Linked DNA regions of Homo sapiens: region 2 is linked to region 1. A link is an interaction called in ENCODE POLR2A ChIA-PET data of the cell type or tissue named here. Cell type or tissue: endothelial cell of umbilical vein. All regions are shown on one strand. Each heading gives the region's core, and the rest is flanking DNA. Links, peaks and the distances in the headings are about the cores only.

The links. Peaks named below come from ENCODE experiments on the same cell type or tissue, not always from the same donor. Only the 100,000 strongest peaks of a DNase experiment are listed, where the experiment ranks them.
Region 2: POLR2A ChIA-PET joins it to region 1 with 5 read pairs; 1 of 35 experiments calls an interaction of 5 or more read pairs at or near these places.

What each region holds. Positions count from the first base shown.
Region 1 is chr1:231,580,733-231,588,161 of GRCh38, reverse strand. All of the region lies in intron 4 of TSNAX-DISC1 (TSNAX-DISC1 readthrough (NMD candidate)), which reads right to left. Among named protein-coding and RNA genes, the nearest start is that of LINC00582, 28 kb to the left of the region's middle. In endothelial cell of umbilical vein, for the core only: a CTCF peak has its summit at 3,826 (motif pointing right); a DNase peak (open chromatin) is centred at 3,851; H3K27ac peaks cover 926 bases.
Region 2 is chr1:231,268,358-231,275,786 of GRCh38, reverse strand. It overlaps GNPAT (glyceronephosphate O-acyltransferase), which reads right to left. Exons shown (of 16, transcript NM_014236.4): 10 at 4,787-5,029; 11 at 3,396-3,475; 12 at 1,725-1,865; 13 at 467-566; 14 at 289-382. Among named protein-coding and RNA genes, the nearest start is that of GNPAT, 31 kb to the right of the region's middle. In endothelial cell of umbilical vein, for the core only: no CTCF peak of the experiment used is centred there; DNase peaks (open chromatin) are centred at 2,696 and 3,406; H3K27ac peaks cover 2,043 bases.

The sequences.
Region 1 (7,429 bases), core at 1,447-6,446:
ACATAGTGAAACCCCATCTCTACTGAAAATACAAAAAATTAGCCAGGCGTGGTGGTGGGCGCCTATAATCCCAGCTACTTGGAAGGCTGAGGCAGGAGAATCTCTTGAACCCAGGAGACAGAGGTTGCAATGAGCCGAGATTGTGCCATTGCACTTCAGCCTGGGGCGACAGTACAACATTCCGTCTTGGAAAAAAAAAAAACAAACAAAGACTGGGTCTTCAGTTAAAAGTGATCCAAATATACCTCGGACATTCAGACACCGCACTAGAATGTAACCATCACTAGGTGATCATCAGTACAGATGATGGCTGGGCCCCCAGGTTAACCAACAGTGATTTAAGTTTCCATGAGACAAAGGTTAGCTGTGCTAACTGGTTTCCAAACAAGGTAAAAAAAATACCACACTAGGAACACGCTGTATCTCAAAGAGTAAAACGATATGTCAAACCTCTCCCTCTGCATTATAAATGCCATTTGCATTACAATGGTACTACACTGTAAAGAAATGTTCTACGAAGTTTGTTAGATGAACTACATGTGCTCTGTTTCAAATCACATACTAATAAAAGTGATCTAGGCCAGGTGCAGTGGCTCATGCCTATAATTCCAGCACTTTGGGAGGCCAAGGCAGGGGTATCGCTTGAGATCAGGAGTTCAAGACCAGCCTGGCCAACATGGCAAAACCCCATTTCTACTAAAAATACAAAAAAAATTAGTTGGGTGTGGTGGTGCATGCCTGTAGTCCCAGCTACTTGGGAGGCTGAGGCAGGAGAATCACTTGAACCCTGGAGGAAGAAGCTGCAGTGAGCTGAGATTGCACCACTGCACTCCAGCCTGGGTGATACAGCCAGACTCCTTCTCAAAAAAAAAAAAAAAAAAAAGTAATGTAGTTCTTTGATATATTTGCATAATTCCCTAACTAGACTACAGCTGATTCCCCTTAAGAAATGTCTGTAGGCTCTCTATGAAAAACAGAGTTTCTTTCTTTTTTTTTTTTTGAGACAGTCTCACTCTGTTGCTCAGGCTGGAGTGCAATGGCAGGATCACCGCTCACTGCAGCTGTGACCTCCTGGGCTGAAGTGATCCTCCCACCTCAGCCTCCCAAGTAGCTGGGACTATAGGTGCAAACCACCAGTCCTGGCTAATTCTTTAATTTTGTGTAGATTGGGGTCTCGCTAAGTTACCCAGGCTGGTCTCAAACTCCTGGGCTCAAGCGATCCTCCCACCTTGGCCTCCCAAAATATTGGGATTATAGGCATAAGACAACTCACCAGGCCTAAAAATTAGTTTTTTTTAAATCCAACTTCCTACGTAAATTGTGTTACTACTTTGTAGGATGCTTACTTTTTCTTGAAGGTGTTTGATTTCCCCCATGAACCTGTCAGCATCTTGAGAGAAGGGACAATGAGTTATTTTTTTCTAATTGTACAGCTCAGCATTTTGACTAAATGAACAGCAATGCGTCTGAGGGTTGGCCTCCCGTGCTGAGGTCTTGTCAGTGGCTACCAGAGGCTATGCAAGCCCCTGCTCCAGCCAAGTGCTTCCCCTTCTCTCTCCAAGTGGATCCTAGATTGGCTGAATTTATGGACCTGTTCCTGGCCTTCCCAGGGATGTAAGATCCCCAGGAAAAGGCCATGACCTGGCTCATCATCAAATCGATTTCTTGCTTCTGATATTCTACTTCCATTGCCTGAACCTTTGGCCAGATATTTTGCCCCTTTGACACCGGTGCTTGGAATTGTTTTGTGGCTTACTCCCTCTCTTCAACTCTTGCAGGATCTCTGTCCCCTGAACACTAGCATTAGGTTTTGAAATGTTCTTGTAATCCTTGTATTCACTTCTTTTATGGCATATTTCTGATTCTCTGATATCATGCTACCATCATTAACTCAGTGTCTCCCCTGGCTTTGTGATAGCCACACTTTCTCTCTTTCTTTCGTCTCTCTCTCTCTCTCTCTCTCCCTCTCTCTCATCCATTCTCACCCCCTGGGTTCTCAACCTGACTCTCAAACCCCATTTTGTCCTGACTCCAACAATGATACATAAACTTATGAACTTCAGTGCAGGCAGACAGGTACGTAGAAGAACTTTGGATTCATCAACATTTTAATGAAATCCTGCCTCTTGCTCTTTGGAGGTATAACCTAACCTGGATGCCCAAAGGTAGCCATAGTGAAGAAATGTAAGGCCCCTAATAAACATCTATCCAGCCTCTGTGCTTAGCACTATGGATTTTATAACGACAAACCACAGACTTTACAAATCTTACAATCTAGGTCGCGTGCGGTGGCTCACACCTGTAATCCCAGCACTTTGGGAGGCCTGAGGCAGAAGAATTGCTGGAACCTGGAAGTCCGAGGTTGCAGTGAGCTGAGATCGAGCCACTGCACTCCAGCCTGGGCAACAGAGCGAGACTCCGTCTCAAAAAAAAAAAAGAAAAAAAAATATTGGCCGGGCACAGTGGCTCTCGCCTGTAATCCCAGCACTTTGGGAGGCTGAGGCAGGCAGATCACGAGGTCAAGAGATTGAGACCATCCTGGTCAACATGGTGAAACCCTGTCTCTACTAAAATATAAAAAATTAGCCAGGCGTGGTGGCTTGCACCTGTAGTCCCAGCTACTCGGGAGGCTGACGCAGGAGAATCACTTGAACCCAGGAGGTGGAGGTTGCAGTGAGGAGAGACTGCCACTGCCCTCCCACCTGGTGACAGAGCAAGATTCCATCTAAAAAACAAAAAAAACTTACAATCCAGAAAGAGAAGAAAGGCAGAAAACCATATGCAATGTGAGACAGTTCATGAACAAAACACAAATCTAGCGAGAAGTTTCAGAAAAGGGAGTGTTATGGGTTGAACTGTGTCCCCTTCTCATTATTCATACACTGGAGTATGAACACCGAGTCCCAATCCCCAGTACCTAGAATGCGACTTAATTTGGAAACAGGGTAATTGCAGATGTAATTGGTTAAGATTAGGTCATTCTGAAGTAGGGTGAGCCCTAATCCAAAATGATTGCAGTCCATATGAAAACGGGAAGGAAAGAGTCACCCATGCAGGGAGAATACCATGCGATGATGAAGACAGAGATCAGAGATGGTTTCAAATGAGTTTCCATATCTCATTGATATTAATAACGTCATTCCTGTGCTTTAAGGACTAACACTAGGAAATGCAACCAGGGCAGTTCTGAGACAGATGTCACAAAGCATGGGTTCAAGGAAAGAGGTCATGTTGATCTAGCTTTTTTTGTTTTTTTTTTGAGACATAGTCTTGCTCCGTCACCCAGACTGGAGTGCAGTGGCGCGATCTCGGCTCACTGCAACCTCGCCTCCCAGGGTCAAGCGATTCTCCTGCCGCAGCCTCCTGAATAGCTGGGATTACAGGCATGTGCCCTACGTCCAGCTAATTTTTGTATTTTTAGTAGAGACGGGGTTTCACCACGTTGGTCAGGCTGGTCTCAAACTCCTGACCTTGTGATCCACCCACCTCGGCCTCCCAAAGTGCTGGGATTACAGGCATGAGCCACCCTGCCCAGCCGATCTAGCTTTTCAAAAGTGGCAAAGCCACTTACCTCCTCAGTGCCTCAGTTTTGTCTATAAAAAGATAGCATCATCCCTACATTTTTTTTACTCTCTCAAAAATGTGATGAGGGTAAATGAGATGAGATTAAAAGATGTTTATGATGTGGGGAAATAATTTAAAAACAGATAGATACAGGCTTTGAGCAATAGAAACGCATGTGTGTGTGTGTGTGTGTGTTGTCTATGGATACACATATACATATCCATAAGTACGTGTGTGCCATTAGATGGCAGCAGGAAGCTAATTCATAACAAAGTCAGCTTCAGCCAAGTTTTTCCCTTTATCAGACAGATTTCCTGTGACTTGGTCTCACTGACTCAGTCTCAACAGGATTCTCTGTGAGTGTCTCTTTGTCTTCTCTTTCTCCCTCTCTCTTTCCTCTCTTTCTACCCTTTCTTCCTCTCTCCCCAACTTAAAGGAAACACCTTTTATTAAATTATGAAAAACGCCAAATGTTCACAAAAGAAGAATAGTACAATGAGCCATCAACCCAACACACAAATTCAACAAATTCTGCCATACTTGCTTCAACTATCCATCCAACCTTCTCTCCTTCTCTCCCTCCCCACTGAATTTTAAAGCAAATATCAGACTTCATGGTTTTCCACCTATATACTTCAATATGCATATGTAAAAATTATGTCCACATCCATACATAATCATAATGCCATTGTGAAACTTAATAACATTAATGATAATTTCTTAGAATCTTATCATGTCTCTTTTCAGTGCTTTGAAGCAAGAATGATGGCCATATTTTACATAATTTATAATTTATGAAATAGAATATTTGAATAATAAACCAATTCCATTTTGAAGGCTTCTGATGTAGTACTCTGTTAAAAAAAAAAAAAAAACTACTTGAGAAAAGTATGGATTGACTATATTGGAAGTTGCAAGGCCTGAGGAATGTTTTCCCGTGATTTTAGTCCCTCTCATCAGTGTTCTATGCCTCAGTTCTGGTAACCCCAGAATGACGCTGTTACCTGACAGTATTCTAATGAAGATTAAAGAAATGACATCTGTTAATCTTATTAAGTTCGCTGAGGCAGGATGAGGCTGGGTGCTGGTAAATGGAGCAGATAAATGATGTGAGGCATCTACACTTTATTTTTCATGTTGAAAAGTCATCATAGAGAAACTTTCTCCTTTGGTGCACGTACTAATACTTCAGAGCACGTATGAACTACGGTAGGTAGGAAAGTCGCACCAGAGACTACCTCTTAGTAACCTTAGCAGAAAATTACAGCGCAATGCCTACAGCCCTGGGAAGAGACACATATAAATCCATTTCACACCATGTAGAGCTTACATAACTGAATCAGAATTTTTTAAAAAGGAATCTGGTTGATAATTGTTCCAGAAGAAATCAACTCAATTTTTCAGTAAATACCAAAAACATTCATAAGACCTAGGTATTCTACTGTCAGCAATTTATACTAAGGAAACAAACATAGATGGAGGCAAAGATGCAGTTTCAAGGACGTGTGTCAGTGTTGTTTATAAAAACAAACTTTTAAAAAATAACCCTTAAATATGCAACAACAGAGATGGGTGAATAAATTGCATTATAGAACCATGATGGGATACTTTGTAGCTATTAAAAATCACCTGGTAGGAATACACTGATTAACACGTAAATGTTTTGACAATATCTTTAGTGAAAAAAGTCATGTTATAAGATAGTACAGGCCGGGCATGGTGACTCACGCCTGTAATCCCAGCACTTTGGGAGGCCGAGGCAGATGGATCACCTGAGGTCAGGAGTTTGAGACTGGCCTGGCCAACATGGTGAAACCCCATCTCTACTAAAAATACAAAAATTAGCCAGGCATGGTGGTGCGTGCCTATAATCCCAGCTACTCAGGAGGCTGAGGCAGGAGAATCGCTTGAACCCAGGAGGCAGAGGTTGCAGTGAAGTGAGCCGAGATCATGCCACTGCCCTCCAGCCTGGGTGACAGAGCGAGACTCCATCTCAAAAATAATAATAATAAAATAATATAATATAGTATAAAAGGCATCAATTCCTCTTTAGTTTAGCTGTATTTATACATGTGCATATATACCTGTACACACACACACACAGAAATGAGATTAGAAAGACATGGAGTAAACATAATGCTAACAGTAGTTATCTCTGTAAGCAGAATTATAAAAGTTTTTTTTTTTTTGCCTCTAGGTTTTTCTATAATGTGCATATAAAAATTAAGCAAAAAATATTTTTCTTTCAAAAATTTGACTATCAGATCTGGCAACATGGAAAAATGACCTAAAGTACAATGCCACATACTATAAACACAAAGAAATAACAGATACAAGGAAAATAGAAAGAAAAGCAAATCCCTTAGCAACATGGAAGGAATACAGATTGGGATGCACGTTAATTAACAAAGCAGCTGCTCACAGTTGAAGGCAAGGTGGAGATGAGGTCAGTATTCCCTGATAACAAACCAGACAAAGATGAATACTAACACAAAAATCCTCAACAACATACTAGCAAACTGAATCCAGCACATAAAAAGGATTATACGTCATGACCAAGTGAAATTGATCCCAGTCATGTGATATTTGAATATCCCATGTCAAGAGAAGAAAGGACAAAAACTGTATGATCATTGCAACAGATGCAGAAGCACATGATAAAATCCAACAATCTTTCAGAACTGTAAATTATCTGGGTGATGGGGTGTGTGAAGATCATCTGTGTTATACTGTAATAGCTGCTAGAGTAATCTCACACACACCAATAAGGAACTGTCACCATAATTAAGGGCTAGTTACTGTTGTTAGTTGCACAATGATGAAGTTCTTTTGAAAATATTGGTTAGCCCACTTATATGTGAAAAATGCCCTTTCCACTTATACACAAGAAAAAAATATTCAGAAAGTTATTTTTGGCCTTGCTATGTCAAAAAGTCAAGTGTACAAAGATCTATGTGTTAAACCTAAAACTATAATTTTAAAAGTCTATTAAAAACAAAAATGTCATGCATTTTTATTATCAGTTATGCAGAGGCTTTAAAACTGTTGCAAGACCATACAGTATATATTAGCTTTTATACTGCCAATGCACAACTAACAGCTATAAAGTATTACTGATAAAAAATTAAGATTACCTAAGGAAAAAAACAGAAAATTATTTAGTGTGGCCATCTTACATGCTTAGGTCTCCTACACAAAGCTAAATATTCTAGCAGTGATGTAATGAAAAATTACATCTTACTGTTGATATATGTATGCTCTGGGACACAGATGTCATTTTGTTGTCACAGCACTACAGTGAAATACACAAAAAATGAAATTCATATAATGACTTAAATGTATTATATGTTAGAATTGACAACATAAACTAATTTTGCTTTGAAATGATGTATGCTTCAGTAAAATCATATTCAAATTAAAAAAAAATCCAACAGTCTTTCATGATAAAATGCTCAACTAACTAGGACCGGAAGGGAACTTCCTCAACCTGATAAAGGGTATCTATGAAAAACCCACAGATAACATCATAATTAAAAGACTAAAAGCTTTCTCCCTAAGATCAGGAACAAGACAAGGATGCCTGCTTTTGCCACTTCTGTTCAACATTGTACTGGAGGTTCTAGACAGAGCAATTAGGTTAGAGACAAAAATAAAAGGCATCAAGATTGGAAAGGAAGTAAAGCTATCTGTATTTGCAGATGACATGATTTTGTATGTAGTAAACCCTAAGGAATCTGCTTTAAAAAAAAAAAACTATTAGAATAGGCCAGGGGTGGTAGCTTACGCCTGTAATTCCAGGACTTTGGGAGGCCAAGGCAGGTGGATCACTTGAGGTCAGGAGTTCGAGACCAGCCTCGCCAAAATG
Region 2 (7,429 bases), core at 1,422-6,421, 310 kb after region 1:
ACACTCCCGAAAATCTTTCTTGTAATTATAAATTTCAACATTAAGTCAAAGCAAAAATATTGGCCTAAAGTTATTTCTTCCTTTCTTTGCTTCAGTTGCATTTCTATTCATAACCACATACAATTTTCAGGATAACTCACACTGACTTAACTAATTAGAGGATGGATAAGGAAAGTAGAATATAGCATTTCCTAGATCATCCATTTCTATGTCTCTCTGGATTTTGAGCTCAAATGTCATTCATTTCCTTGTTCCTTGAGCACTCATGGGATCTTGTACAGTACTTACATCTTCTTCTTCTCCACTACTCCGAGCCTCACACAGGCTGCTAAGGCGTTTTTCTGCACATCAGAAGATAATACATCATAACATTGAGAGGTACCTAAAATTGGGGGTGAGGAAGAGTTAGTTGACCAGTTTCTATTCTCAACTAAAAGAAATCAGCACCCACAGAGCAGTGACTGACCTTGATCGAGAAGCTGACTTGTGAATTTTCTGACTGCAGCCAAGTACTGTTCCTCACTGAAGTGGTCCTCTTCTTCACTCAAAAGGTACTTGCAAATTATCTGATTTTAAGAGGAAGGATGAGGGGAACAGAAAGAGAAAAAGGATAGCCAAGTTCAACAGAATAGTAAATAACTTTACATTGCCCCTCTTAAGAGAAGGATATATCACAAGAGAGCAGCATAAAGACCCTCCAAGGAATGAGCCCAGAAAAACCAAAGAATTTTTAGGGCATCTCCTTTGAGTTTACATTTTACAATTAGAAAAAGATTTAAAATAATAATGACATTTATTAAAGTATAATTTCTCACTTCAAGGGGTACAAGTTAATTACCATCAGCTTCGTATCTCTTATGCTACTTGGGAAGAGAGGGGTCAGATTTTAATAACTTTGCTTTTTTTCTCTAAATACACCTAAGAAAGTACCATGCCCTAAAATACTTGATGATTTCTACTGTAGAACAGTGATTAAGGGTAGAACTAGCATTTATCAAATGCTCAGTAAGTGCTAGACTTTGTGCAAGGAGGCTGAATGAGTTATTTCACGGACCACAAGCACCAGGAAGTGGGTCCAGGTGCCCAGAGCCAGTGCATGTATTATATGAACAGAGCCGAGTCACAGCATCCTCTTCTCTCAAGCATGTGGAAGTCCTTCCTACAGTTTATGTTTCAGACTCTTTCTCTCCCGTTGAGTCCTGCCACAATTCCTGCTGGGCAACATACCATCCCATCTCTCTAACTACTCCCAAGAGCTCTGACAAACGCTTTCAGAACTTGCACTTGAACTTTTTCTTTCCAACATAAACATCTGGTAATCTGTAACTGACTTTATGTATCACTCAAGTCTTGCCTTTACTGAGTGCCTGATATATATCAAACCTCGAGGTTACATATTGACTGACATGAAGGCCTCATTAAGACATGAGACACAGTATGACAGATGATGCGTGGGTGTAACTGTGGTCCTGTGAATACTGTGACCATGGCATCACTAAGCTGTTGTCCTCTTGGGTCTGTAATGAACCAAGCTTCCTCCTGAATGCGGGGAGCAAGGTCTCACTGGTGAGGTGAAATCACTGATCGTATTAGTCACTCTCTCTCCTTCTTCCATTTGCCTGGGGAAGATACCTGCCCTTCAGACTGGAAATAAGCACAGGGTGAGAATGTCTTATTATATTTGATATGGGGGGCATGAAGGAGAACTTGCCAAATTTACATACCTGATAGCTTTCCACAAAAGGTTTAAAGAGTCCTACTAAAAATTCTAACACAGTATTTCCTTTCTCTGTAACTAGGATGTCTTTCGTAGTCACTTGTATGGCTTCACTTTTACAAAGCAGGTAACAGCCTTCTTCAAAGTCCTAGAAGGGAAGAGGAAGCCATAATGTTCATCTAGGTTAATGGGTATAGTGCCCATCTGAATACATGTACCCCCTCATCTAGGTTAATGGATACACTGCCTATCTGAATATATGCAGCCACATGCCCTCAGACAACAGAATACCAGCTATTTCCCCAACCTCCAGAACAATTCTGGTTGTGAGATAGTAGCCAGAGAAGCATCTGCTCTACATTCAAAATGTTTTCAAACACAACATTTCTGAGCCTTACAAATCACAACCTGGGTGATGGATTTTCTTTTACTTTGCAGAACCACTCCTTAATTTAAATAGGAAATACATACAGCAAGTCCTAAAAATACTTAGAATTATGCTATGGTTAAAAAATTTCTGGCTGGGCGCGGTGGCTCACGCCTGTAATCCCAGCACTTTGAGAGGCTGAGGCGGGCGGATCATGAAGTCAGGAGATCGAGACCATCCTGGCTAACACAGTGAAACCCCGTCTCTACTAAAAATATAAAAAATTAGCCGGGCGTAGTGGTGGGCGCCTGTAGTCCCTGCTACTTGGGAGGCTGAGGCAGGAGAATGGAGTGAACCCGGGAGGCAGAGCTTGCAGTGAGCTGAGATTGCGCCACTGCACTCTAGCCTGAGCGACAGAGCCAGACTCCACCTCAAAAAAAAAAAAAAAAAAAAAGTTTCCAACACTCCTGTTCCACTCCCTACAGAATCAAACCTCTTATCCTTAAAGCACACAAACACCTAACATGCCTCTCATCTACTGTCACTTCCCACTTCAACCCAGCAGCAGTCCAGCTCTGCGAGCCTGATGACCCCTCAGCTGTCTAGACCAGGCAGGACCAGCACTCACTACTCTCAAAGTAAAAGGCACTTGCCTGGGTGACTCATTCTAACAACTTGCTAACAGGAAAATGTGTGCTGATTTTGTTGTGTTTGGTTTCTTTTTTTTTGAGATGGAGTCTTCCTCTTGTCACCAGGCTGGAGTGCAGTGGCACAATCTTGGCTCACAGCAACCTCCACCTCCCGGGTTCAAGTGATTCTCCTGCCTCAGCCTCAGCCTCCTGAGTAGCTGGGACTACAGGCATGCGCCACCACGCCCAGCTAATTTTTGTATTTTTAGTACAGACGGGGTTTCACCATGTTGGCCAGGATGGTCTCGATCTCTTGACCTCGTGATCCGCCTGCCTCGGCCTCCCAAAGTGCTGGGATTACAGGCATGAGCCACTGCGCCCGGCTGTGTGCTGATTTTTAAACGTTTACTAAAATAAAGTTAGTTTAGTTGTAATGGCCACACTGATAGTTCAAAGAATGACTCTCCTCTCACCATATAATCCCTAAGTTATTAATTAAACTTGATCAAGAATCAAACTAGAGTCTGCTGAACTGTGAGCGCCCCAGTTTCTCTTGAAGTCTGCCCCACTTTGCCTTGAAGAAAGGGATGGCACACTGCCTGAGACACATCTGTGAATTCACCCCTAACATTTCTAGAACTCACACTGCAAACATACTTGCTCTTTGTTGTAAGCACTTTACCTTTAGTGTGTTTCCTGGAAGGAAGATGAACTCATCTGCAAAAACATCACGTAGGAAGCGAAAGCAACTGTAGACATCCTCTGGAAATAAATGCATCATGTAAAATTACAACATTGCCCTTTAAACTTTAAGGGAGTACCAGGAAGTCCTTACTATCACAAAATGTATTTCAAAGGCATATTTTATTCATGTAACAGGGACAAGAATTAAGTCCCCTGAGGGAAGCTAAATTAAACCCAAATCTTACCCACAGAGCAAACTACGGTCTAGCATAGTTTGTTTTTTGTTTTTTGAGATGGAGTCTCGCTCTGTCACCCAGGCTGGAGTGCAATGGTGCAATCTTGGCTCACTGCAACCTCCGCCTCCTGGGGTCAAGCGATTCTCCAGCCTCAGCCTCCCAAGTAGCTGGGATTACAGGCACTCGCCGCCATGCCCAGCTAATTTTTGTATTTTAATAGAGACAGGGTTTCACCATGTTGGTCAGGCTGGACTCGAACTCCTGACATCGTGATCCTCCTACCACGGCCTACCAAAGTGCTGGGATTACAGGCGTGAGCCACTGCGCCCGGCCCTAGCATAGTTTTTAAATGATTGACTCTAACCTACAACCAGGCTTCTACTCAGCGAGACATCACAGTCCTTAGAGGCCAGGACGCTTCATTTTTCCCTACCCCATGGCTCCCTAGTAGGGAAGGAAAGGTACTGATTTCTTAATTTCCCTCTATATTCATATTTCCTGGTATCTTTATTATATCTGTAGCACTTTTCCTTAGAATCACTGTGGAGCTTTGAAAAGCCAAAACCAAAACCAAAACCAAACACCAATGGCTGGCCCATACCCCAGGTCAACTGAAGAAACTTTGGGGTGGGGCTCACTCCCCTAGTAATTCTAACATAGGGCCTTGACAGAACCCCCTGGCCTTGACTACAGGCTCCTGTGAACATGACGTGTACTGTACTCATTTTTATACTCCTGATACAATTAGAACAAGACCATGCATCTCGGGAGTACTCATCGACTGCTGACTGCTCATCTGCCCACCTGCCTTTGCTGGATCAGGGAGCTGGCACAGCCAAAACAGTGCCGCAGACCAGGAAGTGGAGAACTGTACTCAAATGCCAGATCCTTCTCTCAGTAATTATGCAACTTTCTAGGCCTCATTTTCCATATTTATAGAAGGAAAGGTTTAGATTATTTCCAGGTCCTCCCAATTCCAAAATTCGAAGCAGATGAACAAGTATTTGGGGAACAAAGCTAACTTTTTCTCAGTGATAGGCCTGCTCTTCACCGGCGTGAGGCTGAACATTACAAGGCTTCAAATGTGGCTCCCTAAATGGAATGGAATGGCCAGACCTCTTCTAAAAGTCAAGATTGCATTCCTGAAAATTACCTTTCCTGAACCCTGGTGTCATCTGCAATGCTACTGCTACTAAGGATGGGCGCACAAAAATGTTGAGCAGCTGGTTCCTATAAGCTGAGCACATGAGGAGAGTGATGTGCTGGAGCATAAGCCCATCGACCACTTCCGAGTCTCCGGAGTCCACTTTCAGAATCACCTGGTCTTTGACAAGGCTGGCAATGTTGGAATGCAGAAGAATGCTGGCCGGGACAACTTCTTCAGCAGGTTTATTATCTACACACAAAGACAATTCATTCAAACAAGATGGGTCACTGCAGGGAGTCTTAGGCCTAGCGTACGTTAACGTTATTAATGGTAACGTGACAGATGCTCATTTTCAAGTGACAGGTTTTACTGTCTACCAATTACGGTAATGATACCAAATCTGAAGAAAAATTTAAAAGTACTATTTCATAAATCAATTCTTTCTCTCTCTCTAAGGACATGTAACATACTTTCTTACCCCCAAAATTTGTCAGCCATTCTGAAAGGCACATCAGTTTCTACTCTGAAAATGAACACCACTTCTGTGTACTTCAGGAACCAAGGGAATCTAAAGTTTTCTAACAGCAAGTTACATAACTGGAAAGTCACATGCACGGGAATGTAAGAATACTAAGAAAAAGGCCCATGATTAGTGTATGAATACATTAAAACATACAACACACACACACATGCACACACACCCCTTGCTTAGACCCATACTAAAATGGTAAAAATATCACTTTGCAGTTTTCCCCAAATCAAAGATAACTAAAGGGGCAGCTCCATGGCAGTTGGTAGCTTATCACCTGACATATTGGCCTGCAGACAGCTGCCAGGCAGGTAGAATTACAGAAGCATAATGAAGAGATGGTGATATTTAACAAATATTCTCAGCACGGAAAATTATTCTGCAGTTAACCTGAGCCAAAGAGCTGGCTGGCAGTGGCACACTGCTCAAGTTGGGTGGCAAGTTCTGCTACTGCTTCAAGGCAGGGACAAGTGAGAGGTATGGCTTCCTCCTGGACTTGATCACATTCATTCTTGAACAACTTGCCTTGTCTCAGCTTGCTCAATTGAATAATATTTTATGTGAAATGATCATAAAAAGCTTGAGATATGAACATGCTTAGGAATGTGGGGTAATCTGCATAAAAAAAGAAAAAAGGAACAGAACTGTAGTGACACTGAACAGATACTCTTAGTTATGGATTAGTTATGGCATTTATCCCATCCTGAAAAAGCAAAACACTTTAGAAAAACAAGTACCTATGTTTTCATATGTTCCTGGGCCAAACAATGATGGGTTTGAGCCCTTTTAGCTATTTCTCATGACATCCAACACTTGCTACTTGTATCATAATTAACACATCCTTTGCCTCCTACCAGACCCAGCCCATCACAGCACTGAGAACAGGTGTCTGATTTGTCTCTCTCTTGGTGACTGGCATTTTTGTCAGTAAATCCTCCTCATCTCTTGGCTGTGCCCTGAGTGCCTCCACTGCTGCGGCTCAGGCATCTCAGGCATCCTGCATTTCTCATTGGGACAGAGCAGCCTCCTAACTTGTTTCTATACCTCCAGTCTTCTGATGGTGGATGGTGGGGAGGAGGCGGGGAGGTCCATCTTTATTTTCCATCTACCCACCACCCCATCTGGGCCAACACTTTAATATCACTGATGAATCTCTGGGGCCCAAGCCTCCCATCTTGCATTCCTCATCCCTGCCTTGGCGAGGATCCTCTCCTGGTCTTCCTGAAGGGTTCAAAAGTCGCTTCTGTGAAGTCTTCCTGAGTATGGTCCCTTTCCTCTGCAGCACTCTCAGGAACCCTCTGCAGCATGCATGTTGCTCCTTGTCTCTGTTCACTGAACCCTCACAACTTGTTTACACATTACCCACCCACCCTGCCCTCTGCAACCCAGGGGAACGTCCAGGATGGGGATGGCATCTTGTTCATCTTCATATCCCTGGTAGTACCCAGCACAGAGGAGGTATTCAGTATTGGGTTGATCAAAGAACAGTAGGTACTTGACTTCAAATAATTATCTGGTCTTTAAAAAAAAACGCATTTCCAACTGTAGCCTGTACAATTTTTTTTTTTTTTTGAGACGGAATCTCGCTCTATCACCCAGGCTGGAGTGCAGTGGCGCAATCTTGGCTCACTGCAATCTCTGCCTCCCAGGTTCAAGCAATTTTCCTGCCTCAGCCTCCCGAGTAGCTGGGATTACAGGTGCACGCCACCATGCCCGGCTAATTTTTGTGTTTTTAGTAGAGACGGAGTTTCACCATGTTGGTCAGGCTGGTCTGGAACTGCTGACCTCGTGATCCGCCCGCCTCAGCCTCCCAAAGTGCTGGGATTACAGGTGTGAGCCACCACGCCCGGCCTTTTTTTTTTTTTTTTGGAGATGGGGTCTCACTATGTTACTGAGGCTGGTCTCGAACTCCTGGGCTCAAGTGATCCTCCCACCTCAGCCTCCCAAGTAGCTGGGATTATAGGTGTGTACCACCATGCCTGGCTAGGATTCATGACTTTATTTTCCACCGTACTAGGTGCCAAGGAAATGGTATTCTAGTCCTCAAGATATTCAGAGTCTCGTAGTGGGAAATGACATGTAAACAATTATTCTCAAATAATCAACGTGCTGTGTTCACT